Linked DNA regions of Homo sapiens: region 2 is linked to region 1. A link is an interaction called in ENCODE POLR2A ChIA-PET data of the cell type or tissue named here. Cell type or tissue: endothelial cell of umbilical vein. All regions are shown on one strand. Each heading gives the region's core, and the rest is flanking DNA. Links, peaks and the distances in the headings are about the cores only. Region 1 overlaps LOC124903877 (a long non-coding RNA gene). Region 2 overlaps FUCA1 (alpha-L-fucosidase 1).

Evidence for each region. Peaks named below come from ENCODE experiments on the same cell type or tissue, not always from the same donor. Only the 100,000 strongest peaks of a DNase experiment are listed, where the experiment ranks them.
Region 2: POLR2A ChIA-PET joins it to region 1 with 5 read pairs; 5 of 35 experiments call an interaction of 5 or more read pairs at or near these places.

Annotation. Positions count from the first base shown.
Region 1 is chr1:23,938,591-23,954,928 of GRCh38, reverse strand. It overlaps LOC124903877 (a long non-coding RNA gene), which reads left to right. Exons shown (of 4, transcript XR_007065541.1): 3 at 1,853-1,859; 4 at 6,044-6,120. It also overlaps the pseudogene H3P1. Among named protein-coding and RNA genes, the nearest start is that of PNRC2, 13 kb to the left of the region's middle. RefSeq lists a silencer at 5,267-5,487. In endothelial cell of umbilical vein, for the core only: no CTCF peak of the experiment used is centred there; a DNase peak (open chromatin) is centred at 3,138; H3K27ac peaks cover 550 bases.
Region 2 is chr1:23,836,425-23,852,762 of GRCh38, reverse strand. FUCA1 (alpha-L-fucosidase 1) reads left to right here. Exons shown (of 8, transcript NM_000147.5): 6 at 3,924-4,114; 7 at 6,590-6,689; 8 at 6,908-7,686. The coding sequence ends at 7,048. It overlaps LOC105376861 (a long non-coding RNA gene), which reads left to right and starts at 14,127. Exons shown (of 3, transcript XR_947068.2): 1 at 14,127-14,699. In endothelial cell of umbilical vein, for the core only: no CTCF peak of the experiment used is centred there; no DNase peak of the experiment used is centred there; H3K27me3 peaks cover 716 bases.

The DNA of each region.
Region 1 (16,338 bases), core at 1,214-5,213:
CACCCAGAGTTGTTTAGATTAGCTTTTAAAAGTGATTTTCACACAGGTGGACTCCCAAGCTCGGCCATGGGGTTCCTTGCTAGTTTGTTGATCCCAGCCGTCTAATTCTTGGCCCATTCCAGAGTTTTGGCCTCAGTCCCCAGGCCAAAGCTGAACGGAGAGACGGGCAGCGATCTCTCCAATGGCTGAACGGAGAGATGGGCAGCGATCTTGAGAGGAATTTATGAAACAGGCTGAGACTGCTACCTGCATTGATAGGAAGAGGAAATCTGGAACACACCGTGCTCACTCCCCCCAAAATAATGGTATATCGGAGCCATCTATTTACATGTAAGACCATAACAATGCCTGTCCCCCAACTATTCACACCTGTGGCATGAGGAAGAGACACACCATCCCCAGCTCAGAAATAATGGGAGGCTCTAAAGAGAATCAAAGGAGACATGAAACCACTGAAGCTCCCACACAGTGTTTGGTTGACAGTATTCTCTGGATTCCTGTAAAACATGCTTGCTTTATCACTTTCTACGTTTTATTTGTGTTTGTTTGTGTTTTTTTGTTTTTTTTTTTTGAGATGGAGTCTTGTTCTGTCACCCAAGCTGGAGTGCAGTGGCGCAATCTCGGCTCACTGCAACCTCTGCCTCCTGGGTTCAAGCGATTCTCCTGCCTCAGCCTCCCGAGTAGCTGGGATTACAGACGCCTGCCATTACACCCTGCTAATTTTTATTTATTTATTTATTTATTTATTTATTTTGAGACAGAGTCTCACTCTGTGGCCCAGGCTGGAGTGCAGTGGCACAATCTCAGCTCATCCACCTCTCAGACTCAAGCGATTCTCCTGCCTCAGCCTCCCAAGTAGCTGGGATTACAGGTGTGTACCACCACGCCTGGCTAACTTTTTAGATTTTTGGTAGAGACAGGGTTTTACCACGCTGGCCAGGCTGGTCTTGAACTCCTGACCTCAAGTGATCCGCCTGCCTCAGCCTCCCAAAGTGCTGGGATTACAGGCATGAGCCACTGTGCCTGGCCTAATTTTTGTATTTTTAATAGAGATGGGGTTTCACCATGTTGGCCAGGCTGGTCTTGAACTCCTAACTTCAAGTGATCCGCCTGCCTTGGCCTCCCAAAGTGCTGGGATTGCAGGCGTGAGCCACCGCACCCGGTCCTGTCAGCATTTTCACAGGTGAAAAACTGAGGCTCAGCGCCACCGCGCCCCGCCTCTACTTTGTATTTTAATAGCCCCTAGCATTTTTAACATCTTCTACACATCTTTTTAACATATTCTAAATCTACGTCATCCAAGTGCTTTCGCTTTATTTCATTCAATCCTACCATGAGCTTTATAAGGTAGGCACAGTTGCTGCTCTAAAGATAAAGAAACTGAGGTTGAGAGAGACTCGTTCACCTCTGCAACAAAGGTCTTGTATTTTAAACATTTTCTTTGGAGTTTTGTCTCATTAATAACACATTAACTATAGAAAAGGCAGATAAAAAATAAGTAGAATTCACTCAACATCTCACTTCCCAGAAGTAAGCATTGTGAACGCTTGGAAAGTATGTCCTTCCAGTCTTTTTTCTATACCAGGAGACAGTGTGAGTCGTGGTGGGGGCATAGACACCAAAACCTGCTCAGCATCACACCTTAGCTCTGTGGCTTTCTAGCATATGACTGACTTTGGCAGGTTGTTTAACTTCTCCGTGCTGTAGTTTCCCCATCTGTGAACTGGGGATAATAACAATACCTAACATTTGTGTAATGATTAAGTAAGTCAACATCTCTGCAGTACTTAGAACAGTGCCTGCCACATAGAAAGCCCTTAGTTACTGAGCTTTTTTTTTCCTTTTTACAAAGATGAAAAGTGGTATATATTCTATTGTTACCTTTTTTCACTTTTTTTTTTTTTTTTTTTTTTTTTTTGAGGCAGAGTCTAGCTCTGTTGCCCAGACTGGAGTACAGTGGCATGATCTCAACTCACTGCAACCTCCACTTCTCAGGTTCAAGTGATTGTCCTGCCTCAGCCTCCTGAGTAGCTAGGATTACAGGCATGTGCCACCACGCCCAGCTAATTTTTGTATTTTTAGTAGAGACGACGTTTCTCCATATTGGCCAGGCTGGTCTTGAACGCCTGGGCCTCATGTGATCCACCCACCTTGGCCTCCCAAAGTGCTGGGATTACAGGTGTGAGCCACCACGCCCGCCCCTTTTTTCACTTTTTAAACTCAGGATATTGTGAGCATGTTTCCATGTATATATACATTCATTGTTAGCCATATTTTATGTTATGACCATCTTTGATTAATTTACTATTCTCCACTGTTATTTCCAATTTTTTGCTATTATATGCTGAGTTGGATGTCCCTATAAATAAATCTTCATTTCTGTAAATAAATTTCCTTTAAATAAATTCTTAGGGGTGAAAGTACTAGGTCACAAGGTAAATATACAGGTAAGACTTTTGATACATATTACCAAATACTTTCCAGAAATTATGTATCCGTGTATGCCCCCACCATCAGGCTAAAAGTCAGTCCCAGGCTTCTGGCTTTGAGGATACTGTTCGCTGTCCTTATTGTTTATAGCTGCTTTCCTGACATTGGATCTGTAAGAGGAGTTGGTGAATTTACGTTGGTGAATTTCTTTGTTTTTTTGAGACGGAGTTTCACTCTTGTTGCCCAGGCTGGAGTGCAATGGCACAATCTCGGCTCACTGCAACCTCTACCTCCTGGGTTCAAGCGATTCTCCTGCCTCAGCCTCCCAAGTAGCTGGGATTACAGGCATGTGCCATGACGCCCAGCATATTTTTTGTATTTAGTAGAGACAGGATTTCACCATGTTAGTCGGGCTGGTCTTGATCTCCTGACCTCAGGTGACCCACCCACCTCGGCCTCCTAAAGTGTTGGGATTATAGGCATGAGCCACCTCGCCTGGCGGTGAATTTCTTTTGACAGGAAATAGTCAAAAGAATTTTAAAAGGTTTTTTTAAAGATCACGTGTTACGTATGGCCTTTGTACAAAGTATGCCTGTGGGACAGCTTTTTCTGGGGAACATGGAGCTAATGAGGTCCACTTATTCGTCACAGCCTCCATAGCTGTCAATTTGGCAGTTAATGAGCTACAAACGTCTGGAATTTCCACTGAGTCAGGCAAGCCAGTGTTTGTTCTCTGGCTGATGGCTTGGGTTTGGAAAGAGACTATGAGTCAAGCTTCCATGGCCCGAGAGCCTGGATTTTGCCACAGCAGAAAAAAAAAAGAACAGATTGACATAGTCTTAACACATGATTAAACTGCTAGGTGACACCGTGGCATGACTTCCACTCTTGGGTAGAGCAGGCAACAAAGGAGTCGCCATTCGCCCACAGTTTCCAAGGCAAAAGGAGGTGAAGTAACTTGCTCAAGTTCAGTCTGATCTCTTGATTCCAGTTCACCGTGATTGAATATTTATACCATCTCCTTGCCTTTGACTGTTATATCTTTATTTTGTTTTGTTTTAACTGTTACTTATGCAATTCAAAGGTATGATACTTTGCATATTACAAATGTGTTGCACATTAAATAATAACAATAAGTATCGAGCACTCTACTATGAGCAAGGTACACTGTCCTAAGCAATTTAAAAAAAAAATTTTTTTTTTTTAAATAGGATCTCACTCTGTCACCCAGGTTGGAGTGCAGTGGTGAGATCACGGCTCACTGCAGCATTAACCTCCTGGGCTCAAGCAATCCTCCTGCCTCAGCCTCCCGAGTAGCTGGGACAACAGGTGTATGCCACCGTGCCCGGCTAATTTTTGTATTTTCTGTAGAGACAGGGTTTCGTCATGTTGCCCAGGCTGGTCTTGAACTCCTAGGCTCTAGTGATCCACCTGCCTCAGCCCCTCAAAGTGCTGGGATTACAGGCATGAGCCATTGAATCGGCCTGTCCTAAACAATTGATACGCATTCTTATTTAATTCTCATCACAACCTACTGAGGTCACTAGTAGTACTGCCTCATTAAATGGATGAGTAAACTGAGATTCAAAGAGGTAGGCTAAGTCATTTGCCCAAAGTCACATACCTCGAACTTGAACCTGGGTCAGCCTGATGCCAAAACCTGCTCTTAGCCACTCTGCTACACCGATCTAGTCTTCAGGGTCCATATTGCTAGGAAGCGCTCGGAATACAGTATGCTCTAAATGGGAGGTAGCCACCCTTCTGGTTCCATGCTATCATTGGCCAGTAAAATTGCACGTATATTCTCATTGCCGATTAGAAAAAAATAAGAAAAAAAAACTAGAGTATTTATAGATCCTCATGTGTTTTGTTTCTTTGATTGATTGTTTGTTTGTTTGTTTGTGAGACAGGGTTTCACTCCTATTACCCAGGCTGGAGTGCAATGGTGCGATCTCGGCTCACTGCAACCTCTGCCTCCTGGGCTCAAGTGATCTGCCTGCCTCAGCCTCCCAAAGTGCTGGGATTTCAGGTGTGAGCCACCTGCCTGGCTAGAGTTATTTTCAAAGCCCACAAGTGTGGCCCCTGCAATGGCAGTCTTACAGCAAGATATTGTACTAAGAGGCAGAAGCTGAGGGAGCAATCAGCCTAAGGAGAAGCATTGCCCACTGTGAAGGAATTGCAGCCGAGAGAGCTCATGAAGAGAATTTGCTGAAGAACAAGTGCCATGAGAGAAAGAGGCAGCTTTAGCTATCTGTCAGGCCAGGGAAATGTCACAAGAGTTCTAGTCAAGTAGGAACTTTCTTACCGTCTTCTGCCCTTCTTCCTCCCTGATTACAACCCTTAACTATAGTTAAGGCCAGACATGGTGGCTCACACCTGTAATCCCAGAAATCTAGGAGGCCAAGGCAGGTGGATGACTTGAGGTCAGGAGTTCGAGACCACCCTGGCCAACATGGTGAAACCCCGTCTCTACTAAAAATACAAAAATTAGCCGGGCGTGGTGGTGCGCACCTGTAATTCCAGCCACTCTGGAGGCTGAGGCAGGAAAAAAAAATCACTTGAAACCAGGAGGCAAAGGTTTCAGTGAGCTAAGATTGTGCCACTGCTCTCCAGCCTGAGCAACAGAGTGAGACCCTGCTTTTTAAAAAAAACAAAAACAAAAAACAGGGCAGGCGTGGTAGCTCATGCCTGTAATCCCAGAACTTTGGGAGGCCGAGGTAGGTGGATCACTTGAGATCAGGAGTTCAAGACCAGCTTGGCCAACATGGTGAAACCCGGTCTCTACTAAAAATACAAAAATTAGCCAGGCCTGGTGGCGTGCACCTGTAATCCCAGCTACTCGGGAGGCTGAGGCAGGAGAACTGCTTGGACCCAGGAGGTGGAGGTTGCAGTGAGCCGAGATTGCACCACTGCACTCCATCCTGGGTGACAGAGTGAGACTATCTAAAAAAATTAAATAAATTAAAAACAAAAATTTTTTTTAATTGTGTTCACAGCCGCCGCCGCTCCACTGTCACTCTCCAAGGCCAGCGCCACCTCTCACTCACCGAGCTCCAGCCGAAGGAGAAGGGGGGTAAGTAAGGAGGTCTCTGTACCATGACTCGTACAAAGCAGTAAAGAACCCAGGAAGCAACTGGCTACGAAAGCCGCTCGCAAAAGTGCGCCCTCTACTGGAGGGGTGAAGAAACCTCATCGTTACAGGCCTGGTACTGTGACACTCGGTGATATTAGACATTATCAGAAGTCCACTGAACTTCTGATTCGCAAACTTCCCTTCTAGGGTCTGGTGCGAGAAATCGCTTAGCACTTTAAAACAGATCTGCGCTTTCAGAGCTCAGCTGTCGGTACTTTGCAGGAGGCAGGTGAGGATTATCTGGTTGGCCTTTTTGAAGACAACAACCTGTGTGCTATCCATGCCAAACGTGTAACAATTATGCCAAAAGACATGCAGCTAGCACGCCGCATACGTGGAGAACGTGCTTAAGAATCCACTATGATGGGAATCATTTCATTCTCAAAAAAAAAAAATTCTCTTCTTCCTGTTATTGGTAGTTCTGAACATTAGATATTTTTTTCCCATGGGGTCAAAAGGTACCTAGTATATGATTGCGAGTGGAAAAATAGGGGACAGAAATCAGGTATTGGCAGTTTTTCCATTTTCGTTTGTGTGTGAATTTTTAATATGAATGCAGAAACATAAAGCATTAATGCAAGTTAAAATGTTTCAGTGAACAAGTTTCAGTGGTTCAACTTTACAATAATTGCAAATAAACCTGTTAAATTTTTCTGGACAATGTCAGCATTTGGGTTTTTTTAAAACAAGTACATTTTTTTTTTTTTGGAGACGGAGTCTTGCTCTGTCACCCAGGCTGGAGTGCAGTGGCGCAATCTTGGCTCACTGCAAGCTCCGCCTCCCGGGTTCACGCCACTCTCCTGCCTCAGCCTCCCGAGTAGCCGGGACTACAGGCGCCTGCCACCACGCCCAGCTAATTTTTTGTATTTTTAGTAGAGAGGGGGTTTCACCGTGTTAGCCAGGATGGTCTCGATCTCCTGACCGCGCGATCCACCTGTCTCGGCCTCCCAAAGTGCTGGGATTACAGGCGTGAGCCACCGCGCCCGGCCTAAAAGAAGTACATTTCTTATTGATGGCAACTAAATGGTGTTTGTAGCATTTTTGTCATATAGTGGATTCCATCCATTCACTATATTTTCTACCCGAGTTGTCCTACATGCAAGTACATATGTTTAACATTGTCTGTCTTCTGTGCTGTTCCTGTAAGTTTTCTATTAAAATACATAAAAAATTTTTTAAGTACTTAGAGACAAATGAAAATGAAATGACAACATATCAAAACTTATAGGATGCAATGAAAATAGTGCTCATAGGAAAATTTATAGCTGTAAGCGCTTATATTAAAAAACAAGAAATATCTCAGATCAACAACTTAATTTTACAACTTAAGGAACTAGGAAAAGAAAAGCTAAACCCAAAACTAGCAGATGGAAAGAAATAATAAAAATTAAAGCAGAGATGAATGAAATAGAGAATTGAAAAATCATAGATGCCAGGCACATTGGCTCACACCTATAATCCCAGCACTTTATAAGGCCGAGGTGAGAGGATGACTTGAGCTCAGCAGTTCAAGATCAGCCTAGGCAACATAGACCTTGTCTCTACTAAAATAATAATAATAAATAAATAAAATTTAAAAAAGGAAAAAGAAAAAGAAAAATAATAGAGAAAAATTTTAAACCCAGAGTTGGTTCTTCAAAAAGATTAACAAAATAGGCAAATCTTTAGCTAGATTGGCTAAAAAAAAAAGAGAAGACTCAAATTACTAAAATCAGAAGTGAAAGTGGGCACAAATGAAAAGGATTATAAGAGAATACTATGAATAATTATACACAGTATACATTGAATAATTATACACAGAATACTATGAATAATTATACACACATCTATACATTAGATGAAATGGATGAATTCCTAGAAACACAAAACCTACTAATACTGAATCATGAAGAAATAGAAAATATGAATAGACCTATAACTAATAATGAGATTTAATCAGTAATAGAAAATCTCCTGACCAAAAAAAAAAAAAAATCTCCTGGCAAAGAAAAGCCCTGGACCTGAGGGCTTCACTTATGAATTCTATCAAATGTTTAAAGAATTAACACCAACCCTTCTCAACCTTTCAAAAAAATGGAAGAAGGAAACACTTCCTAACAAATGCTATGAGGCCAGCATTACTCTGATACTGAAGACACACAAAGATACCACAAGAAAAGAGAACTGTGAACCAGTATCCCTTATGAACATAGATACAATAGCCCTTAACAAAATACAATACTATCAAGCTGAATTCAACAGTATATTAAAAGGATTATTTATACACATGACCAAGTAGGATTTATTCCTGGAATGCAAAGATAGTTTAACATATGAAAATCAATCAAAGTAATATACCACATTAATAGGTTGAAGGGGAAAAAATTCCACATGATTAGCTCAATTGATGCAGAGAAAGCATTTGAAAAAATTCAACATTTTTTCATTATAAAAACACTCAAGAAACTAGGAACAGAAGAAAATACCTCAACATAATAAAAGCCATATATGAAATACAGCCAACATCATACTCCCTGGTGAAAGACTGAAATAAGGCAAGAATGCCTGCTTTCACCACTTCTGTTCAACGTAAAACTGAAAGTCCTAGCCAAAGCAATTAGTCAAGAAAAAGAAAAAAAGGGATTGAAATTGGAAAAGAAGAAGTAAAATTCTCTCCATTTGCAGATGGTATAATCTTATATGTGGAAATGCATAAAGATCACACACAGACACACAACTGTTCAAACTATCTGAAAATTTTGGCAAAGTAGCAGGGTACAAAGTCAACATACAAAGGTCAGTTGTTGCATTTCTAGACACTAACGATTAATAATCTGAAAAAGAAATTAAGAAAACAATTCCATTTATAATAGCATCAAAAAGAATAAAATACTTAGGAGTTAACCAAGGTGAGAGACTTATACCATGAGAAATAAAAAACATTACTGAAAGAAATCAAAGACATAGGTAAGTGGAAAGACATCATAGATTAGAGAAGACTTAATATTGTTAAGATGTCAATACTATTCAAAACATTCTATAGATTCAATGCAATCCCTATCAAAATCCCAACATTTTTTACAGAAATAGAAAAATCCACCCTAAAATTCATAAGGAATTTCAAGAGACCTTGAATAGCCAAATCAACCTTTAAAAAGAAGACCAAAATTGGACATCCCACATTTCCTGATTTCAAAACTCACTACAAAGCTACAGTAATTAAAATAGTATGGTACTGGCATAAAGACAGACATATAGACCAATAGCACAGAATAAAGAGCCCAGAAATAAGCCCTCACATACATGGTATAATAATTTTTGTCAAAGATGCCAAAATCATTCAATGGAGAAAGGACAATCTTTTCAACAAATGGGGCTAGGAAAACTGGATGTAAAATACCAAAGAATGAAGTTAGACCCTTACCTAACATCATATGTGAAAATTAACTCAAAATGGATCAAAGACCTAAATGTAAGAGATAAAACTATAAAACTTAAAAGAAAACATAGGGCAAAAGCTTCATGACATTGGATTTGGCAATAATTTCTTGGATTATAGCACCAAAGGCACAGGTAACAAAAGAAAAAATGGACAAATGGGACTACATGAAAATCAAAAACTTTTGTGCATCAAAGAACACTATCAGCCGGGCAAAGTGGCTCACGCCTGTAATCCCGCACTTTGGGAGAACAAGGCAGACGGATCATGAGGTCAGGAGTCCGAGACCAGCCTTGCCAACATAATGAAACCGCATCTCTACTAAAAATACAAAAATTGGCCGGGCATTGTGGCACAAACCTGTAGTCCCAGATACTTGGGAGGCTGAGGCAGGAGAATCGCTTGAATCCGGGAGGCAGAGGTTGTAGTGAGCCAAGATCACACCACTGCACTCCAGCTTGGGCAACTGAGTGAGACTTTGTCTCAAAAAAAAAAAGGACATTATCAAACAGAGGGAAGAGGAAAATTATGGAATGAGAGAAAACATTTGCAAATCATATATCTGATAAGGGAGTAATATCCAGAATTTATAAATAGCTCCTAAAACTCAACAAAAGAAATAAACTAATTCAAAAATGGGCAAAGAGCTGGGTGTAGTGGCTTATGCCTGTAATCCCAGCACTTTGGGAGGCTGAGATAGAAGGATCACTTAAACCTAGGAGTTCAAGACCAGCCCTGGCAACGCAGTGAGAACCCCATCTCTATAAAAAAATTAAAAGTTAGCTAGATGTGGTATGCATGCCTGTATTCCCAACTACTTGAGAGGCTGACATGGGAGGATCGCTTGAGCCCAGGAGTTCAAGGTTGCGGTGAGCTATTATCATTGCGCTGCACTCCAGCCAGGGTGAAAAAGCAAGACTCTGTCTCTTTAAAAAAAATAAAGAAAAGTGCAAAGGGCTTGAATGGACGTTTATCCAAAGAAGATATACAAATGCCAATAAGCACATGAAAAGATGCTCAATAACACTAATCATGAGGGAAATGTAAATCAAAACCACAATGAGGTACCACCCAACACCCATTAGGATGCTACTATCCAAAACAAAAAACAGAAAATAACAAGTATCGGCAAGGATGTGGAAAAATTGCAATTTCTGTGCAGTATTGGTGGGGATGTAAATTGGTACGATTGCTGTGGAAAATAGTATGGCAGTTCCTCAAAAACTTAAAAACAGAATTACCATATGAGCTAGCGATTCCACTTCTGGGTATGGAATCGGAAAACAGGGTCTCAGATAATTGCATACCCATGTTCAAAGCATTATTCACAATAGCTAAAGCATGGAAGCAACCCAAGTGTCCATCCATGGATGAATGGATAAGCAAAATGTATAATATACTTACAATGGAGTATTATTCAGTCTTAAAAAGTTAGGAAATCTTGACACATGATACAACATAAATGAACCTTAAGGACATTATGCTAAGTGAAATAAGCCAATTACAAATGACAAATACTGTATGATTCCACTTACATGAGGTTTCTTGAGTAGTCAAATTTAAAGAGACAGAAAGTAGAACTTCAGTGGTTGCAGGGGCTGAGAGGAGAGGAAATGAGGAGTTATTATTTAATGGGTACAGAATTTCAGTTTTGCAGGATAAAAAGAGTCCTGGAGATGGATGGTGATGATGGTTGCACAAGAATACGAATGTACTTAATTTCATTAAACTGTACATTTATAAATGGTTAAGTTGGTAAATTTTACGTTATGTGTATTTACAAATGAGGAAGAAGAAGAAGTAGGCCGAGAGTGGTGGCTCACACTTGTAATCCCAGAACATTGGGAGCCTGAGGCAAGAGGATTGCTTGAGTCCAGGAGTTCAAGACCAGCCTGGGCAACATAGTCAAACCCTGTCTTTACAAAAAATAAAAAATTAGCCAGGCGGCCGGGCTCAGTGGCTCACACCTGCAATCCCAGCACTTTGTGAGGCCGAGGGTGGGGGGGTAGATCACCTAAGGTCGGGAGTTCGAGACCAGCCTGACCGACGTGGAGAAACCCAATCTCTACTAAAAATACAAAATTAGCCAGGCATGGTGGCTCATGCCTGTAATCTCAGCTACTCAGGAGGCTGAGGCAGGAGAATCACTTGAACCCAGGAGGTAGAGGTTGCCATGAGCCGAGGTCACACTATTGCACTCCAGCCTGGGCCACAAGAACAAAACTCCGTCTAAAAAAAAAAAAATTTAGCCAAGCATGGTGGTGCACACCTATAGTCCTAGCTACTCAGGAGGCTGAGATGGGAAATTCACTTGAGCCTGGGAGGTTGAGGCTGCCGTGAGCTCTGATGGTGCCACTGCACTTCAGCCTGAGCAACAGAGCAAGACCCTGTCTAAAAAAAAAAAAAGAAGAAGTAAAAAAAGTAAAATAAAGGTATTTCTTTATACCATGGATTTTGTTTCAACATAGTCATTTGTCTAAATATTTAAATAAGAAAGCTAATATTTAAAATAATAAAAGATGTTCTATCTTTCTACCTTGACAAATTTACATTCACAACTAAATTAACCCCAACCTTTTATGTCATTTGGATGCAGTTGCCTTTTGTTTCGAGGTCATGGAGCAAAAGATGTGCAGAAGCATTTCCCTGGGGTGTGAACAGTGTTAGTCCTAAGAATGGCTGTCAAGCGTTACAGGTTGTGTGGTGCCAGCACTGAGTAGCAGACATGCCCATATGTTCTTGTCATGTGCAGTAACCCGTGTAGCCACACAGTCCTTTGACCCCTATGAACCCGTGGCTGGAAGATTTCAGTTTATTTAGACTTGCAAGTTTCTTTCTTTATTTTTTTCTTTTTTCCAGACAGAGTCTCACTCTGTCACCCAGGCTGGAGTGCAGTGACATGATCTTGGCTCACTGCAACCTCCGCCTTCAGGGTTCAAGCGATTCTTCTGCCTCAGCCTCCTGAGTAGCTGGAATTACGGGCGTGAGCCACCAAGCCCAGCTAATTTTTTATTTATTTTATTTTTTTTTATTTTTAGTGGAGACGGGTTTTCACCATGTTGACCAGGCTGATCTTGAACTCCTGACCTCAGGTGATCTGCCCGCCTTGGCCTCCCAAAGTGCTGGGATTTACAGGTGTGAGCCACCGCACCCAGCTAGACTAGGAACTTTCATTCTTGTGTTCATTTATTTCAAGATAGAATGATAATTGTCTGTGTCATTAACAGTTATTGTTTGTAATTTGATTCTAATATTTCCTTTTCTTTTTTTTTTTTTTTTGAGATGGAGTTTCACTCTTTTTGCCCATGCTAGAGTGCAATGGCTCAATCTCGTCTCACCACAACCTCTGCCTCCCAGGTTCAAGCGATTCTCCTGCCTTAGCCTCCCAAGTAGCTGGGATTACAGGCATGCACCACCATGCCCGGCTAATTTTGTATTTTTAGTAGAGGCAGGGTTTCTCCATGTTGGTCAGGGTGGTCTTGAACTCCCAACCTGAGGTGATCCGCCCGCCTCGGCCTCCCAAAGTGCTGGGATTACAGGCGTTAGCCACCGTGCCCTGACTAATATTTCACTTTTATCTTATTTAATAAATTAATTTGATGTATGCTTGTGACATGGGGTTCTCTAACCCCAGAGCAAGGGGTTGTGGAGCCCAGAGCAAGGGCCTCTCTTGCCTGATCTCAGGGGTAATATATTTGCTTGTATGTCCTTAAAATCTAATATAATGAAATGTAGATCAACTATGGTATCTAATAGTTCTGTGACAGCTATCTCCACTAGAAGGATCCTGGAGCAGGCATTGACCACATACAAGGACCACAATTGCCACCAAATACTGTGGCTCAGGGTTCTCCTTTTGGCAGCCCTTATCTGGTAAGACCCTGGCAAAGTTGACACTTCAAGCCCTCCCTTCTTCCTTCCTTTTCAAGGATCTGGACGCATAAGAGTTACAGGCTCTATACACAGGGACTTTCCTTCCTGGAAACCCGGTAGGAAATCCCATTATGGCTGCCTGTTTGCCAAACTATTCCCTTGACTGACAGGATGCAGCCTATTCAAACTTCTCTGTGTCTGTTGAAAAAATGCATGTATAAAAAAGGCATGGCCTCACGTAATTAATTAGGCATCTGTAAGGGAGAGAAGATGATCTTTCCCTTACGCATCGCAGGATTCACGGCTGAGAGCCCATAAGAAAGAACAGATAGGCCAGGCACGGTGGCTCACGCCTGTAATCCCAGCACTTTGGGAGGCCAAGACGGGTGGATCATGAGGTCAAGAGTTCAAGATCAGCCTGGCCAAGATGGTGAAACCCCGTCTCTACTGAAAATACAAAAATTAGCCGGGTGCGGTGGAAGGCACCTGTAATCCCAGCTACTCAGGAAGCTGAGACAGGAGAATCGCTTGAACCTGGGCGGCAGAGGTTGCAGTGAGCCAAGATTGCATCACTGTAGTCAGGCCTGGGCGACAGAGTAAGACTCTGTCTAATAAAAAAAAAAAAAAAAAAAAAAAAGAAAGAAAAGAGAGAACATAGAACAACAGAGAAGCATAATAAATCTATTTAATACAAATTTTATGTGACATAGGTGACTAAGAAATTAAGACTCCGCCAGGCACGGTGGTTCATGCCTGTAATCCCAACCCTTTGGGAAGCCAAGGCGGGTGGATCACCTGAGGTCAGGAGTTCAAGACCAGCCTGGCCAACATGGTGAAACTCCATCTCTACTAAAAATACAAAAATTAGCCAGGTGTAAAAATTAGCCAGGCGTGGTGGCAAGCGCCTGTAATCCCAGCTACTCGGGAGGCTGAGGCAGGAGAATCGCTTGAACCCAGGAGGCAGAGGTTGCAGTGAGCCAAGATCGCGCCATTGCACTCCAGCCTGGGCAACAGAGCAAGACTCCATCTCAAAAAAAATAAATAAATAAAAAATAGGCCGGGCGTGGTGGCTTACGCCTGTAATCCCAGCACTTTGGGAGGCCGAGGCGGGCAGATCACGAGGTCGGGAGATCAAGACCATCCTGGCTAACACGGTGAAATCCTGTCTCCACTAAAAATACAAAAAATTAGCCAGGCGTGGTGGCAGGCGCCTGTAGTCCCACCTCCTCAGGAGGCTGAGGCAGGAGAATCACTTGAACCCAGGAGGCAGAGCTTGCAGTGAGCTGAGATCGCACCACTGCACTCCAGCCTGGGCAACAGAGCGAGACTCCATCTCAAAAATAATTATAATAATAAATAAATAAATAATAAAAAAATTAGCCGGGTGTGGTGGCGGGCGCCTATAATCCCAGCTACTCAGGAGGCTGAGACAGGAGAATTGCTTGAACCCAGGAGGCAGAGGCTGCAGTGAGCCGAGATCTTGCCACTGCACTCTGGCCTGGGCAACAGAGTGAGACTCCGTCTCAAAAAAAAAAAAAAAAGAAAGAAAAGAAAAGAAAACAAAAAGAAATGAAGACTCAAAGAAAGAAACAGGGGAAACTTTAGTTTTATGGACAGTTATGCAAAGTATGACTGGAAGAAGAAAATGTATAATCCAATACCTTTTCTGATAATACACCAGGGGAACTTAACCTATTTGTCCTAATTCTTCTCTGTGTCTGTGTCTTCATTCCCTTCCTCTGGGTACAGGGAATAACTCCAGCTTTAAAGGAAAGTCAGAGAATTCTTTCATGGCTTACTTTAGGGAAGAATAGTGGAAAGTCAGAGAGCCCTTCATGCTTCTGCTGTTTTCTCAAATGTCAAAGAGGCCATATTTTGGGGTAACATGTCCTAAACTGTGCCCCATACTGTGGCATTAAAGAAATCAAGTTGGACTGGGCACGGTGGTTCACACCTGTAATCCCAGCACTTTGGGAGACCGAGGTGGGCGGGTCACCCAAAGTCAGGAGTTCGAGACAAGCCTGGTCAACATGGTGAAACCCTGTCCCTACTAAAAATACAAAAATTAGCCAGGCGTGGTGGTGCACATCTGTAGTCCCAGCTACTTGGGAGGCTGAGGCAGGAGAATTGCTTGAACCCGGGAGGTGGAGGCTACAGTGAGCCAAGATCACACCACTGCACTCCAGCCTGGGTGACAGAGAGAGACTCCATCTAAAAAAATAAATAAATAAAAAATAAAAAAATCAAGTTGAAGAAAAGTATATTTTCATGGCTAGGCGTGGTCACTCATCCTTGTAATCAGAGCACTTAGTGGGGGCCGAGGCAGGAGAATTGCTTGAGTCTAGGAGTTCCAGACCAGCCTGGCCAATATAGTAAGACCCCATCTCTACAAAAAACAAAAAATTAGCCAGGCGTAGTGGCACATGCCTGTAGTTACTCAGGAGGCTGAGGTGGGAGAATCACTTGAGCCTAGGAGGTTGAGGCTGTAGTGAGCCATGGTTTTACCACTGCACTCTAGCCTGGGCGACAGAGAAAGGCCCTATCTCAAGAAAAAAAAAAAGAAAGAAAGAAAAAGAAAAGTTATGTTTTGTTAAAGGTAAGTGTCAAAATAGATTGCCAAATTAAAAAAAGTTTTATAGTATTATATAAAAGTATATTCAATAACACACTTTTATAGAAAGTGTAACAGCTGTATTTGTTATTTATTGATGCATAACAAATTATTCCAAAATTTAGCAGCTTGAAACAACACACGTTTTACTCACGGTTTCTGTAGGTCAGAAATCTGGGTGCAGCTTAGCTCGTCCAGAAGACGAGGCTCTCTCAAGATTGAGAGTTGGTTCAGAGTCTTTCACAAGATTGCAATGAAGGTGTCATCACAGACTGCAGTCATTTCAAGGCTTGGCTTGAGAAGAATCCACTTCCAAACTCACCGCATGGCTGTTGACTTGAGGCATCATTTCCTTGCCTTGTGGACCTCTCCACGGGGCAGCTTACATTATGGCAACTGTTTTCCCTCAGGGTAAGTTAGGGAGGATGAGAGCTTGCAAGGTAGAAGTCATCGTCTTTCTGCAACCTAATCTCAGAAGTATCCCATCACTTTTTTTTTAATTTAATTTTTTTTTAGAGACAAGGTCTCACTATATCATCCAGGCTGGTGGTCTTGAATTCCTGGGCTTAAGTGATCCTCCCACCTTAGCCTTCCAAAGTGTTGAGATTACAGGCATGAGCCGCTGTGCCCAGTCTCTCTCTCTCTCTCTTTTTTTTTTTTTTTTTGTAGTAAAATACACATGACATAAAAGTTACTATTTTAACCCTTTTTAGGAGTACAGTTCAGCGGCATTAAGTACAATCTTCACCACCACCCGTCTATAGAATTCCTTTCATCTTGCAAAACTGAAACTCTCTACCCATAAAACAATAACTCTGGGCCAGGCACAGTGGCTCACGCCTGTAATCCCAGCACTTTGGGAGGCCGAGGCAG
Region 2 (16,338 bases), core at 7,390-11,389, 110 kb after region 1:
ACTCCATCTGCAATCCCGGCACCTCTGGAGGCCGAGGCTGGCGGATCACTCGCAGTTAGGAGCTGGAGACCAGCCCGGCCAACACAGCGAAACCCCGTCTCCACCAAAAAAATACGAAAACCAGTCAGGCGTGGTGGCGCGCACCTGCAATCGCAGGCACTCGGCAGGCTGAGGCAGGAGAATCAGGCAGGGAGGCTGCAGTGACCCGAGGTGGCAGCAGTACAGTCCAGCTTCGGCTCGGCATCAGTGGGAGACCGTGGAAAGAGAGGGAGAGGGAGACCGTGGGGAGAGGGAGAGGGGGGAGAGGGAGAGGGAGAGGGGAGTTTTTTGTTTTTTTTAATGAAATGGGGTCTTGCTCTGTCATGCAGGCAATAGCGCAGTGGCACGATCATACCTCACTGTAACCTCAAACTCCTGGGGCTCAAGTGGTCCTCCCACCTCAGCCTCCTGAGTAGCTAGAACTACAGGTGTGCACCTCTACAACCAGCTAATTTTTAAATTTTTTGTAGAGACAGGGTCTTGCTATGTTGCCCAGGCTGGTCTCAAACTCCTGGCCTCAAGAGATCTAGCCTCAGCCTCCCAAAGCACTGGATTACAGGCATGAGCCATGGCAGCTGGCCTGAGTTCACTATTTTTTAACTATGGATCTCAAACCACTTTTTATTATTATTATTATTATTATTACCTTCTAACATACTATATGATTGATTTTAATTATTTTTTTCCTCTTTTTTTAAATTTTACTTTAAATTCTGGGATACAAGTGCAGAGTGTGCAGGTTTGTTTCATAGGTATACATGTGCCATGATGGTTTGTTGCAAACTATCAACCCGATATCTAGGTTTTAAGCCCCACATGCATTAGGTATTTGTCCTAATGCTCTCCCTCCCCTCACCCCCACATTCCAACAAGCCCTGGTGTGTGATGTTCCTCTTCCTGTGTCCCATGTGTTCTCATTGTTCAACTCCCACTTATGAGTGAGAACATGTGGTGTTTGGTTTTCTGTTCCTGTGTTAGTTTGCTAAGAATGATGGTTTCCAGCTTCATCCATGTCCCTGCAAAGGACATGAACTCATTCTTTTTTATGGCTGCAAAACCAGCTTTTTTATGTAAGAGTGATGTCCAGCTTCATCCATGTCCCTGCAAAGGACACATTCTCTTTTATGGCTGCAAAACCAGCTTTTTTATGTAAGAGTGATGGAAGTACTCTGGATAGAAGTGCAGGTCAATAGAACCCTTTTAAGGACATTGAATAGACTAACAGAAACCTGTCCTAAGGAAATAATTAGAGTTACACAAGAAAGTTGTGCAGAGGTCCTTCCCAGGATTATTTGTATGTATGTATGTATGTATGTATGTATGTATGTATGTATGTATGTGTATATTTATTTATTTATTTATGAACGAACTTCACTCTGTCACCCAGGCTAGAGTGCAGTGGTGCGATCTCGGTCTGCTGCAACCGCCGTCTCCCGGGTTCAAGCAATTCTCCTGCCTCAGCCTCCCGAATAGCTGGGAATACAGGCACGTGCCACCATGCCCAGCTTATTTTTGTGTTTTTAGTAGAGACAGGGTTTCTTCATGTTGGCCAGGCTTGTCTCGAACTCCTGGTAACCATAAAAATGTTGACAAATTTAATATGGGTTAATGTTTAGAGCACTGAATGAAAAAACAGTTACATATTGGCTGGGCACAGTGGCTCATACCTGTAATGCCAACACTTTAGGAGGCCAAGGTGGGAGGATCCTTTGAGGCCAGGAGTTCAAGACCAGCCTGGCCAAAATAGAAAGACCCCATCTCTATTATTATTATTATTTTTAATAAAGTTACATATTGGCTGGGCATGGTGGTGGCTCACACTTGTAACTCCAACACTTTGGGAGACCAAGACAAGAGGATTGCTTGAGGGCAGGAGTTTAAGACCAGCCTAAACAACATAGTGAGACCCCATCTCTATTTTAAAAAATAAAAATAAGTGGCCAGGCACGGTGGCTGACACCTGTAATCCCAGCACTTTGGGAGGCCAAGGAGGGTGGATCACAAAGTCAGGAATTCGAGACCATCCTGGCCAATGTGGTGAAACCCCGTCTCTACTAAAAAATACAAAAAAAATTAGCTGGGCGTGGTGGCACATGCCTATAATCCCAGCTACTCAGGAGGCTGAGGCAGGAGAATTGCTTGAACCCAGGAGGCAGAGGTTGCAGTGAGCTGAGATTGCGCCACTGCACTCCAGCCTGGGTGACAGAGCTAGACTCCGTCTGAAACAAAAATTTTTTTTAAATAATAATAAATAAATAAAATAAGTTACATATTATTACAACTATATAAAATTAACTACATAGGAAAAAGACTAGAAGAAGACATCAAAAGTTAATGGTGTGGTGTCACTTGGAGTACTGTAATGAATTCTTATAATGAATTCTTTAATTCTTTTTTTTTTTTTTTTGAGATGGAATTTCGCTCTTGTTGCCCAGGCTGGAGTGCAATGGCACGATCTCAGCTTGCTGCAACCTCCACCTCCCGGGTTCAAGTGATTCTCTTGCCTCAGCCTCCCGCATAGCTGGGACTACAGGTGCCTACCACTGTGCCCAGCTAATTTTTGTATTTTTAGTAGAGACAGGGCCTTCACCACGTTGGCCAGGCTGGTCTCAAACTCCTGACCTCAGGTAATCCACCTGTCCTGGCTTCCCAAAGTGCTGGGATTACAGGTGTGATCCACCATGCCTGTCTGAATTCTTCAAATTCTGTAATGAATTTAAAATTTTCTCTATATAACCTTAGTTTTTCTGAGCTGCCTGGATATGTATAATACCTGTTCAAGGTCACAGTAAAAACACACACACCCAAATCCCACTCCAGAAGTCTTAAAGAATGTATCTCTTGGCTGAGCACGGTGGCTCACACCTGTAATACCAGCACTTTGGGAGGCTGAGATAGGTGGATCACAAAGTCAGGAGTTCAAGACCAGCCTGGCCAACATAGTGAAACCCCATCTCTACTAAAAATACAAAAATTAACTGGGCATGGTGGTGCGCACCTGTAGTCCCAGCTACTCGGGAGCCTGAGGCAGGAGAATCACTTGAACCCAGGAGGCGGAGGTTGCAGTGAGCCGAGATTGTGCCACTGCACTCCAGCCTGGGAGACAGAGCAAGAGTCCGTCTCAAAAAAAAAAAAAAAAAAAAAAAAAGAACGTATCTCTTTATAGCAGTTTTCCCAAAGGGGCAGCATGTTCATTTATATAGCCCAATGCGTAAGGAATGTCCTGAAATTCTCAGCTTCCCTGCCCACACCTCATGTTTCTGGGGCATGACCCTTCCCACTGCACTCAGCACCATGAGAAGTACAGTGTCACAGGAAGTGCTCCATGGCCACTCCCTGAAATTCAAGTTAATATAATATAGCCTGATTTTTCATTTACTCACATGAGCCTAACCTGCTTTTATAGTGACAAAAATATATATAGAGAGAGAATTTTTAGCTCAGGTGCGGTGACTCATGCTTGTGATCCCAGCACTTCGGGAGGCCAAGGCAGGCAGATCACCTGAGGTCAGGAGTTTTGAGACTGGCCTGGCCAACGTGGTGAAACCCTGTCTCTACTAAAAATAGAATGATATTAGCTGGATGTGGTGGCGCATGCCTGTAATTCCAGCTACTCAGGAGACTGAGGCAGGAGAATCGCTTGAACAGGGAGGTGGAGGTTGCAGTGAGCCGAGATGCAGTTGAGCCAAGATCACGCCATTGCACTCTAGCCTGGGCGACAAGAGTGAAACTCCAGCTCAAAAAGAAAAAAAAAAAAATTAAAACAGCAGAGGATATTTAAAAAACAGAGTGTGCCCTAGATTCTTTTTCTTCTCTGTCTATTTTAAGCATGATGCCAGGCTTGGCATTCATAGCTAGACTTTCATTGTTTCTGTTCTCTCCAGGAACTGGTTCAGACAGTAAGTTTGGGAGGCAACTATCTTCTGAACATTGGACCAACTAAAGATGGACTGATTGTTCCCATCTTCCAAGAAAGGCTTCTTGCTGTTGGGAAATGGCTGAGCATCAATGGGGAGGCTATCTATGCCTCCAAACCATGGCGGGTGCAATGGGAAAAGAACACAACATCTGTATGGTGAGTCTTGTCTTCTGTTGTGTGTAAGAACAGAACAGTGCCCCATCCGGAACTGGTATCTCCTTGGGTCCACAATGTCACAAGCCAGGCTGGAAGTTGCCTTGAGAAAATCCAGAAGGTTATTTTCCTATAAAATTTGTACCCCATTTGAGTTATGTCTCAGGCTACTTGGTTATCTTTGACTAGTGAAGGGAGAGAGTGGGTTTGGTGAAAAGGGAAGGAGCAACAAAGCATCAGTCAATTTATTGAGATTATTACCCTGCCCCCTAAAAATAGTAATAATGAATGCTTGGATTGTACGGAGCCCCATCCAAAATTCTTTCCATTCATACTTGGACTTCTGGATCTAGTTATTTGATCTTGGGCCCCATTTTTTCCACTGCAGAATGGAGTGATGATGCTTTATAGTGTTGTGAGGATTAAATGAGATGAGTGCCAGGCACAAACTCAGTGTTCAATTAAAGGGAACTGCTTTTATTATACCAGAGAGCTTAGGTCTCTGGATCTAATCCCTCTATTAATCCCTCTGTTTTGGATGAGTTTCTGTTTAGTGGTTGTCTTAGTCCATTTTCTGTTGCTATAACTGAATCCCACAGGCTGGATTTTTATTTTATTTTATTATTATTTTTTAGACAGTCTCACTCTGTCACCCAGGTTGGAGTACAGTGGCAGAATCTCAGCTCACTGCAACCTCTGCCTCCAAGGTTCAAGCAATTCTCCTGCCTCAGCCTCCCAAGCAGCTGGGATTATAGGCACCCGCCACCACGCCCAGCTAATTTTTGCATTTTTAGTAGAGATGGGGTTTCACCATGTTGGCCAGGCTGGTCTCAAACTCCTGGCCTCAAGTGATCCACCTGCCTCTGCCTCTCAAAGTGCTGGGATTACAGGCATGAGCCACTGCACCTGGCTTAGACTGGATAATTTTTAAAGAATAGAGGTTTATTTAGCTCACAGTTCTGGAGGCTGGGAAGTTCAAGAGCATAGCACCAGCATCTGGTAAGGGCCTTCCTGCTACATCATGACATGGTTGGGGATGAGAGTGGGCATGTCCACTCAGGTCTTTCTTCCTTTTATAAAGCCATCAGTCCCATCATGGGGCCCTGCCCTGATTACCTTATATGATCCTAATTACTTCCCAAAGGCCTCACCTCTAAATACTATACCATCGACATATGAATTTGGGGATTAAGTTTCCATCATGAGATTTGGGAGATGCATTCAAACCATAGTAGTGATTTTCATCCTCTTCTCTAAACATAGTGAAATTTCAGAACAGGCTGGGTGCAGTCTCAGAAAAAAAAAAAAAGAAATCTCTGAACAACAAATTTGTTTTCATTGCATGTCTTGTCCTTGTTATAGTCTCTGCTATTTTCACATGGATTTGGAATAGAAAAGAGATTTGAATAATAAGGTAAATGGCTCTATTTATTTGCAGTAACTGATGTAGGAGATAATTTTTAAAGACAACTTAACCCAATTGGTAGGGAAAATAGATAGTATCACCAGATAGAGTTTTATAGACTGCCTCCTTCCTGCACACCTTCATTGGTATTGAGTTATTGGTGCTCCCTAGTAACAGTGACAGACTCGAGGACTGGGATTTGGTAGATAATTGAAAGGGGAATGAGTGGCCTTGTGCAGTGCTTCATGCCTGTAATCCCAGCACTTTCTAAGGCCAAGGTGGGAGGATCACTTGAGCCCAGCACAACACAGCAAGTTGTGTTGGGCAACACAGCAAGACTCCATCACTTAAAAAAAAAGAAATTAGGCCCAAAACAGTGACTCACGCCTGTAATCCGAACACTTTGGGAGGCCGAGGCGGGTGGATCACCTGAGGTCAGGAGTTCAAGACCAGTCTGGCCAACATGGCGAAACCCCGTCTTTACTAAAAATACAAAAATTAGCAGGGTATGGTGGCAGGCACCTGTAATCCCAGTTACTCAGGAGCCTGAGGCAGGAGAATTGCTTGAACCTGGGAAGTGGAGGTTGTAGTGAGCCAAGATCACGCCACTGCACTCCATCCTGGACAACAAGAGCCTGGACAACAAGGCTTCGTCTCAAAAAAAAAATAAATAAGGAGCTGAGTGCAATGGCTCATACTTGTAATCCCAGCACTTTGGGAGGCCAATGCAGGTGGATCACTTGAGGCCAGGAGTTCAAGACCAGCCTGGTCAACATAGCAAAATGCCATCTCTACTAAAAATACAAAAGTTAGCCAGGCGTGGTGGTGCACACCTGTAATCCAGTGACTCAGGAGGCTGAACCACAAGAATTGCTTGAACCCAGGAGGCGGAGGTTACAGTGAGCCAACATCACACCATTGCACTCCAGCCTGGGCAACAGAGGGAGACTCTGTCTCAAAAAAAAAAAAAAGAAAAGAAAAGAAAATTAACATTAAAAAGGAGGAAATGTATAAAGTTGTATATCAGGATAACAAGTCAGGTATCTTTGACAGTGTTGTTTCTGTTTTCCCAGGTATACCTCAAAGGGATCGGCTGTTTATGCCATTTTTCTGCACTGGCCAGAAAATGGAGTCTTAAACCTTGAATCCCCCATAACTACCTCAACTACAAAGGTAAAGAGGCTTAGTCAGTCTTAAGATGTAACTTTCTGTAAAGGAATTGGCAGATCCTTCCTTTCTTCCTTCCCTGCCAGGTTTCTCCCATATTCACACCTCTTTTAGACTGGCTTTCCTGCCCTGGCCCAGCGTGGCTGTTTCCTACCATAGTCAGCCTGTATTCTATACTCATTAGTGCATTACCAGTTTGTTTCATTCCCTTTTGTTTTCTGCAGATAACAATGCTGGGAATTCAAGGAGATCTGAAGTGGTCCACAGATCCAGATAAAGGTCTCTTCATCTCTCTACCCCAGTTGCCACCCTCTGCTGTCCCCGCAGAGTTTGCTTGGACTATAAAGCTGACAGGAGTGAAGTAATCATTTGAGTGCAAGAAGAAAGAGGCGCTGCTCACTGTTTTCCTGCTTCAGTTTTTCTCTTATAGTACCATCACTATAATCAACGAACTTCTCTTCTCCACCCAGAGATGGCTTTTCCAACACATTTTAATTAAAGGAACTGAGTACATTACCCTGATGTCTAAATGGACCAAAGATCTGAGATCCATTGTGATTATATCTGTATCAGGTCAGCAGAAGAAGGAACTGAGCAGTTGAACTCTGAGTTCATCAATTGTAATATTTGGAAATTATCTACAATGGAATCTTCCCTCTGTTCTCTGATAACCTACTTGCTTACTCAATGCCTTTAAGCCAAGTCACCCTGTTGCCTATGGGAGGAGGTGGAAGGATTTGGCAAGCTCAACCACATGCTATTTAGTTAGCATCAGTTGTCACCAACAGTCTTTCTGCAAAGGGCAGGAGAGCTTTGGGGGAAAGGAAAAGGCTTACCAGGCTGCTATGGTCAACTCTTCAGAAATTTTCAGAGCAATCTAAAAGCGCCAAAATTCGCTATGTTTACAGTGATACTATTAAGAAAATGAATGTGATTCTGCTCTGTCTTTTTAAGTATGATCAAATAAAAAATTTGTACATCACAATCATTTCTACCAAAAAAACATGGTATAGCTTTCTTTTCCTAGTTTCAACTTATACTGCTTATAGCTTTAAGATCAGTTTCTGGTTTGTGTGTGTTTTTTTTTTAAGGAGATTTGCAAAATCTCCTTAACACTGAACAAAAAATGTAATTCCTGTGTTTTTTCTGCTTCTCACTTCTAATACCATTCTTCTGAATTGACTACCAGTTCAGCCTCTTTGTTAGAGATCTAATCAAGTTTTCTATTTAATTTTTCCTTAATAGATATGTTTAGAAATCTTGTTTTGTTTTGTTTTGAGGCAGAGTCTTGCTCTGTTGCCCAGGCTGGAGTACAGTGGTGTGATCTCGGCTCACTGCAACCTTCACCTCCCAGGTTCAAGTGATCCTTCCTCCTCAGCCTCCCAAGTAGCTGGGACTATAGGCACACCACGATGCCCAGCTAATTTTTTTTTTTTTTTTTTTTTTGTAGAGACGGGGTTTCACCATGTTGCCCAGGCTAGTCTCGAACTCCTGGGCTCAAGTGATCCACCTACCTCACAGCCTTCCAGAGTGCTGGGATTACAGGTGTGAGCCACCACACCCAGCCAAGTAGATATATTTAGAAATCTTTATCCAACATTTAAGGAATATGTGTTTTTCTCAAGCACATATGGAACATTTGCAAATCTCAAATACCAAAGAAGCAACATCATATAAGCTATTTAGTGTCTACAATATAATTAAAGAACAATAACAAAAACTTGGAGAAGAAAAAACTGTGTTTGTAAAAGTTAAAATACACTAACTCATTATGTTACTGATTCATAAATTTATGGATTGTGCCATGAGATATAAAGAATTCCAAATATGTAGTTCTTGTGAGGCAAATGAAGCCTGGTTGTGAAAGAAAAAAGTAACACATTAGTGTAAGTAGATTAGCACAGCCAATTTTAATTAGATCACTTTCTGCCCAGAATTAGAGAGCAAGCTGATGATAATAATATTGCTTATATGGTTCTTCACAGTCTTAAAGCAACTTCATGCACACTTCTAAAAAAAAAAGAAAAGAAAATACTTGGAATGATAGTAACACTATATATTGAACCTTATAAGATGTAGCTTTAAAAATAAAAGTACTTCAGGAAAATATAGCGTTAAATGTTTATGTTAAAAAGAAGGCTGGAAAGAAGTAATGAAGGCCAGGTACAGTGGCTCACGCCTGTAATCCTAACACTTTGGGAAGGAGAGGCGGGTGGATTTCTTGAGTCCAGGAGTTCCAGACCAGCCTGGGCAACATAGCAAGACCCCATCTCTACAGAAAATACAAAAAGTAACCAGGCGTGGTGGTGCACACCTGTAGTCTCAGCTATTTGGAAGGCTTAGGTGGGAGGATTGCTTGAGCCTGGGAGGTCGAGGCTGCAGTGAGCTGAGATGGATCACACCACTAGACTCCAGCCTGGGTGACAGATCAAAACCCCGTCTCTAAATAATAAAATTTAAAAAGCAAAGGAAGTAAAGGGATGTAAGGAGCAGCAAGGATTAAACCAAACTGTCATTGTTCTCAGGTGATGAAACTGTCCACATAGAAAACCTCAAATAATATACAAATGAATTATTAGAATTAATAAGTTGTTGGATCAGAGACAAAAATCAATTACATTTCTACAGTCCAGAAACTAGAATACAATGAAAATATTCCATTTATCATAACCAAAGATATAAGTAACTAAAATGAAATTAGCAAGAGTTGTGCAAGAAGCACCAAACCATTGCAGCTCCAATGGCCCCAAGTTTCCAGCTTCCATTTCCCAAAGGAAGGGGATGCAAGGGTGACAAGATGGTGCCAGGCAGCCTCTCTCAGACCTTTTGGAGTTTTCTTGACCCAGCCTTGCTGACTTTGTAGAATGTGTTGAGCAAATCCTGTTGGGTGAATCCATGAAAAATTCCAACTCCTGGTGGCAAAATCGCAAAATTCCAGCCCTAGAAATGTTCTCAGATTTTTTTTTTAAGACAGAGTCATGCAGTGGCATGATCTTGACTTACTGCAACCTCCACCTCCCAGGTTCAAGGGATTCACCTGCCACAGCCTCCCGAGTAGCTGGGATTACAGGCACGTGTATTTTTAGTAGAGACGGGGTTTCACCACGTTGCCAGGCTGATCTCGAACTCCTGACCTCAAGTGATCTGCCCGCCTCAGCCTCCCAAAGTGCTAGGATTACAGGTGTGAGCCACTGCGCCTGGCCAAAATGTTCTCAGCTCTTAAATCTTCTAGAAGACACCAAATGTCTGGAGTGGTTTACGGCATGAATCCAGGATCATTTTTATCAAGAGGAGTAGAAGAACCAAGTCCTCAAAAATTTAATTCCAAAGTATGGCCCCAACACTATGTCTTCAATACGTCCAATGTTTCAAGTGTACCCGTGCTCTTGGGCATTATTCAATGATGGCAGCTAAGAAAACTGACAGCCCAACTCCTTTCAAAATCAAGCCCCCAATGTGTCCCCAACAATAATTCAATATTGTATCCAATGTCATTTTTTTTTTTTGAGATGGAGTTTCACTCTTGTTGCCCAGGCTGGATTGCAATGGTTTGATCTTGGCTCACTGCAGCCTCTGCCTCCTGGGTTCAAGTGATTTTCCTGCCTCAGCCTCCCGAGTGGCTGGGATTACAGGCACCCACCACCACACCCGGCTAATTTTTTTGTGTTTTTAGACAAGACAGGGTTTCGCCATGTTGACCAGGCTGGTCTTGAACTCCTATTCTCAAGTGATCCGCCCACCTCAGCTTCCCAAAGTGCTGGGATTACAAGCGTGAGCCACCACGCCTGGCTGTATCCAATGTCTTGAGTAAATCAGCTTTGTTGAGTGTTATTCAAGAATGGCTGCTATGAAAACTTGGAGAAACTCCTTTCAAAATTGAGTCCCAAATGTGTCCCTAATCCTTAAATCTTCAATGTTGCATCCAATGTCTGAAGTAAATCCACGCTATTGGATTTGATTGCAGGCTAGTTCCAACAGAGACAGGTAGATCCAACTCCTTGTAAAATCAAATCTCAAACTGTGTTCCCATCTCTGAGACCCAGACTGCATCTAGTATCTGGAGTAAATCTGTGCTGTTGGACATGATTTCAGATTCCAGGATAGTTATGATAGAGATAAGTAATTTCAGCTTCTTACAAATCAAGGTCCAAGGTGTGTTGTTTCCTTTCCCTGAGCAGGTGGAATAGGTCTGTGGAGAGTGACGGGTGCAGATGGTTTGCTGTGAAGATGTGGATGGAACCCCTTACAAAATGGAGGTCCAAGGTGTGTCCTGGTTCTTAAACTTGAACTCCTGGCCTCAAGCCATCCTCCCACCTCCACCTTCCAAAGTGCTGGGATTATAGGCGTGAGCTACCACGCCTGACCTCAATTCTTAAGTTTTCCAGACTGTATCAGATCTTGCTACTAAATCTGTATCCAGTAAATCCATGTTGCAGGATCTTCCACAATGGAGATAATAAATTGAATGCCTTAAAAGATTTGACCTGAACTCAAATGTCTAAAGTCATTCAGTGTTGAAATGACCAGGCAAGGTCAGGATGGATTGCAATGAAGAGTGGGTTGAACGCCTTATAAAGACCCACAGTGTGTCTCAACTCTTCAGCTAGGGACCTTGGGAGGCCACTCACTCTCATTTGCCACAAAATCCTAGCGTGACAAACTATTTTTGCACTGTGCTTATCTTAGGAAACTCCGTCTCAAAAAAAATCTTATTTTGCACTGTGCTTATCTTCCCAGGCACCAGAACAGAAGGGAAAACTTGTACATAGTTGCAAATAACTTCACACTACTCCATCCCCTCTACTGCCACAGAATCTACTTTGAGGCACTAAGGAAAAAAAAAGACATCAGTTTGAAAAGTGCCCCTATCAGAGCAATATGAATTCTGCTAAAATTGAAGCAAGAACAAACATCAACATTTTTTTTTGAGGCAGTGTCTTGCTCTGTCATCCAGGCTTGAGGGCAGTGGCGCAATCACGGCTCACTGCAACCTTTGCCTCCCAGGTTGAAGAGATTCTCCTGCCTCAGCCTCCCAAGTAGCTGGGATGACAGGCACCTGCCACCACGCCCAGCCAACTTTTTGTATTTTTAGTAGAGACGGGGTTTCACCAGGTTGGCCAGGCTGGTCTCGAACTCCTGACCTCAGGTGATCTGCCTGCCTCGGCCACCCAAAGTGCTGGAATTACAGGCGTGAGCCACCACACCCAGACAAACATCAGATTTATGATGAAGCTTCAGTGGAAGAAGGTGAAATCACTGATGCTTTATGAAAAGTTTATGAGAACAATGCCTCAAATAAATCAGCAGTTTACAAATGGATAACTTATTTTAAGAAAGTGTAAGACAATGTTGAAGGTGAGGCCTGCAGCAGCAGATCATCTATATCAATTTTTGAGGAAAAAATTCACTTTGTGTCCCAACTGAAGAGAACTGGCGATTAACAGCCCAAACAACAGCCAACATCATAGACATCTAATTGGTTCGGCTTACACAATTCTGACTGAAAAAGTTCAGCAAACTTTCCACTGAATGGGTGCTAAAAGTATTGCACCCAGATAGGCCAGGTGCGGTGGCCCATGCCTGTAATCCCAGCACTTTGGGAGGCCAAGGTGGATGGATCACAAGGTCAGGGATTCGAGACCAGTCTGGCCATTATGGTGAAACCCTGTCTCTACTAAAAATACAAAAATTAGCCTAGTGGTGCGTGCCTGTAGTCCCAGCTACTCAGGAGGCTGAGGCAGAAGAATTGCTTGAACTCAGGAGGTGGAAGTTGCAGTGAGCCAAGATCGAGCCACTGCACTCTAGCCTGGGCAGCAAGAGCGAAACATCGTCTCAAAAAAAAATAATAATAATAAAATAATTTTTTAAACTCACCACCTCAGCTTTATAAAGCAGAACTTTTATTTATTTATTTATTTATTTATTTATTTATTTATTTTTATTTTTTTTGAGGTGGAGTCTTGCTCTTGTCGCCTAGGCTGGAGTGCGGTGGTACAATCTCGGCTCACTGCAACTCTGCTTCCCAGGTTCAAGAAATTCTGCCTCAGCCTGAGTGGCTGCGCCACCATAAGCGACTAATTTTTGTATTTTTAGTAGAGACGGGGTTTCACCATGTTGGTCAGTCTGGTCTCGAACTCCTGACCTACTGATCTGCCCGCCTTGGCCTCCCAATCACTTGAACCTGGGAGGAGGAGGTTTCAGTGAGCCGAGATTGTGCCACTGCACTCCAGCCTGGGCAACAGAGTGAGACTCTGTCTCAAAAACAAACAAACAGAAAGGCCAGGGAAAGCTTCACCAAAGAGTACTTCCCCACTTCAGGACAACGCTCCTGACTTCTTATTGTTTTGTAATCTTAAAAAAATCTTTAAAGGGGCCGGGCGCAGTGGCTCAAGCCTGTAATCCCAGCACTTTGGGAGGTCGAGGCGGGCGGATCACGAGGTCAGGAGATCGAGACCATCCTGGCGAACACAGTGAAACCCCGTCTCTACTAAAAATACAAAAATTAGCCCGGTGTGGTGGCAGGCACCTGTAATCTCAGCTACTCAGGAGGCTGAGGCACGAGAATTGCTTGAACCCGGGAAGCAGAGGTTGCAGTGAGCCGAGATTGCGCCACTGCACTCAAGCCTGGGCGACAAAGCGAGACTCCAAAAAAAAAAAAAAAAAAAAAAAGCTGGAGGCCGGTAGATCACGAGGTCAGGAGATCGAGACCATCCTGACTAACACGGTGAAACCCCGTCTCTACTAAAAATACAAAAAATTAGCTGGGCGTGATGGCGGGCGCCTGTAGTCCCAGCTACTCGGGAGGCTGAGGCAGGAGAATGGCGTGAACCCGGAAGGCGGAGCTTGCAGTGAACCGAGATTGTGCCACTGCACTCCAGCCTGGACGACAGAGAGAGACTCCGTCTCAAAAAAAAAAAAAAAAAAAAAAAATCTTTAAAAGGCACCCATTTTTCTTCAGTTAATAATGCAAAAAAGACTGCATTGACGTGGTTTAATTCCCAGGACCCTCTGCCCTTTAAAGGTAAACTAAATGCATATCATAGCTTTACAAAAATGTCTTGCCCTTGATAGAGCTTATACTGAGAAATGAGGTTTATATTTTTTATTTTAATATTTTGATTCCATTTTCCAATAAGTTTTTAAAGTCCCCTCATATACCTAGAGGCGAAATTACTGGGTCATATGGTAACTGTATGTTTAACCCCTTTTGTTGTGTGTGATAAAATATATGTAACATAAAACTTGTCACTTTAAACATTTTTAAGTGTACAATTCAGTGGCATTATTTTCACAATGTTGTGCAACTGAAACGGGTAAAGTTCCTTTTCCCCCTCTCAGGGCGTGCGAGGGGGGTGTGGCGTGCGACGGGGGTGTGGCGTGCGAGGGGGGTGTGGCGTGCGACGGGGGTGTGGCGTGCGAGGGGAGTGTGGCGTGCGAGGGCGGTGTGGCTCGCTTCTTCAGTGCCAGGCTGCTCAAACCTCTAGGGGGGCATACAGACAGGCAGAGGCTGTGGGCCTCCAACCCCACGGCAGCATGTAGGGGTGGATGCTTACAGCTCCTGGAGCCCCAGTGGGCGTGTGTTACAGGGTGCTCTTTTAGTTTTGCTGTCTATAGGCGACTTGTGTTAGTTAACCAGCTCGAGTGGGCTCTCAACCTTGTCATAGGACAGAGAGGGCTTTCTATATGCCGGGTTCTTGCCTTGGTGTACCAGAAGAATTGGATCACACCTGGGCTTAGAGAATGGGTGCAAGGTTTTATTGAGTAGAGGTAGCTCTTAGCAGATGTTGGAAGCCAGAAGAGAATGGAGTAGGAAGGTTTTCCCCTGGAGTGGGGCCACTCAGCAGCCCGGGACCCCCTTCCACAGTCCCAGCCAAACTCTGCGTCGTTCTGCTGGTCAGCGGCCTGCTGGCGTGCCAGTGCCTGCTGATGTGCTCCTCTGGACGTCCAGCCGCCTGTGTGTTCCTCCACTGATGTGCTCCTCTCCATGTCCGGCTACCTGTGTGTCTGCCTGCTAAGGTCTTGGGGGTTTTTATAGGCACAGGATGGGGGCGGGGCAGGCCGGGTGGTCTTGGGAAACGCAACATTGGGACAGGAAAACAAAAATGCCTGTCCTCACCTAGGTCTGTGGGGGTGGAGCTGCAGTCAAGGACCACGTTCTCACGTCCTCCTCTACCCAGCACTTCCTTCCCACCTTTCCATGTCATTTATAGGGACCATGCTCTTCTTCCCTTCCCAGCACTTCCTTCCCACCTTTCCATATCATTTATAGGGACCATGCTCTTCCCTTCCCAGCACTTCCTTCCCTCCTTTCCTTATCATTTATAGGGACCACGCTCTTCCCTTCCCAGCACTTCCTTCGCTCCTTTTTATGTCATTTATAGGGACCATGCTCTTCCCTTCCCAGCAATTCCTTCCCTCCTTTCCTTATCATTTATAGGGACCATGCTCTTCCCTTCCCAGCACTTCCTTCCCTCCTTTCCTTATCATTTATAGGGACCACGCTCTTCCCTTCCCAGCACTTCCTTCCCTCCTTTCCTTATCATTTATAGGGACCACGCTCTTCCCTTCCCAGCACTTCCTTCCCTCCTTTATATGTCATTTATAGGGACCATGCTCTTCCCTTCCCAGCACTTCCTTCCCTCCTTTTTATGTCATTTATAGGGACCATGCTCTTCCCTTCCCAGCACTTCCTTCCCTCCTTTCCTTATCATTTATAGGGACCATGCTCTTCCCTTCCCAGCACTTCCTTCCCTCCTTTCCTTATCATTTATAGGGACCATGCTCTTCCCTTCCCAGCACTTCCTTCCCTCCTTTCCTTATCATTTATAGGGACGATGCTCTTCCCTTCCCAGCACTTCCTTCCCTCCTTTCCTTATCATTTATAGGGACCATGCTCTTCCCTTCCCAGCACTTCCTTCCCTCCTTTCCTTATCATTTATAGGGACCATGCTCTTCCCTTCCCAGCACTTCCTTCCCTCCTTTCCATATCATTTATAGGGACGACGCTCTTCCCTTCCCAGCACTTCCTTCCCTCCTTTCCTTATCGTTTATAGGGACCATGCTCTTCCCTTCCCAGCACTTCCTTCCCTCCTTTTTATGTCATTTATAGGGACCATGCTCTTCCCTTCCCAGCACTTCCTTCCCTCCTTTTTATGTCATTTATAGGGACCATGCTCTTCCCTTCCCAGCACTTCCTTCCCTCCTTTCCTTATCATTTATAGGGACCATGCTCTTCCCTTCCCAGCACTTCCTTCCCTCCTTTCCTTATCATTTATAGGGACGATGCTCTTCCCTTCCCAGCACTTCCTTCCCTCCTTTCCTTATCATTTATAGGGACCATGCTCTTGCCTTCCCAGTACCTCCTTTCGGTATCACAACCGTTACTGCTACGTATTTCTAAAATTTTTCATTACCCCAAACAGAAATTATACGACCATTAAGCAATAACTCACCATTCCTCTCCCCACACCACCCCAGCCCCTGGGAACCTCTAATTTACTTTCTGTCTTTATAAATTTGCCATTCTAGGTATTTTATATAAGTGGAATCATACAATATTTGTCATCTTGTGTCTGGCTTATTATAGCATAACATTTAACATATAATATTATAGCATAATATTTCAAGGTTCACCCATGTTGTAGCAGGTATCAAA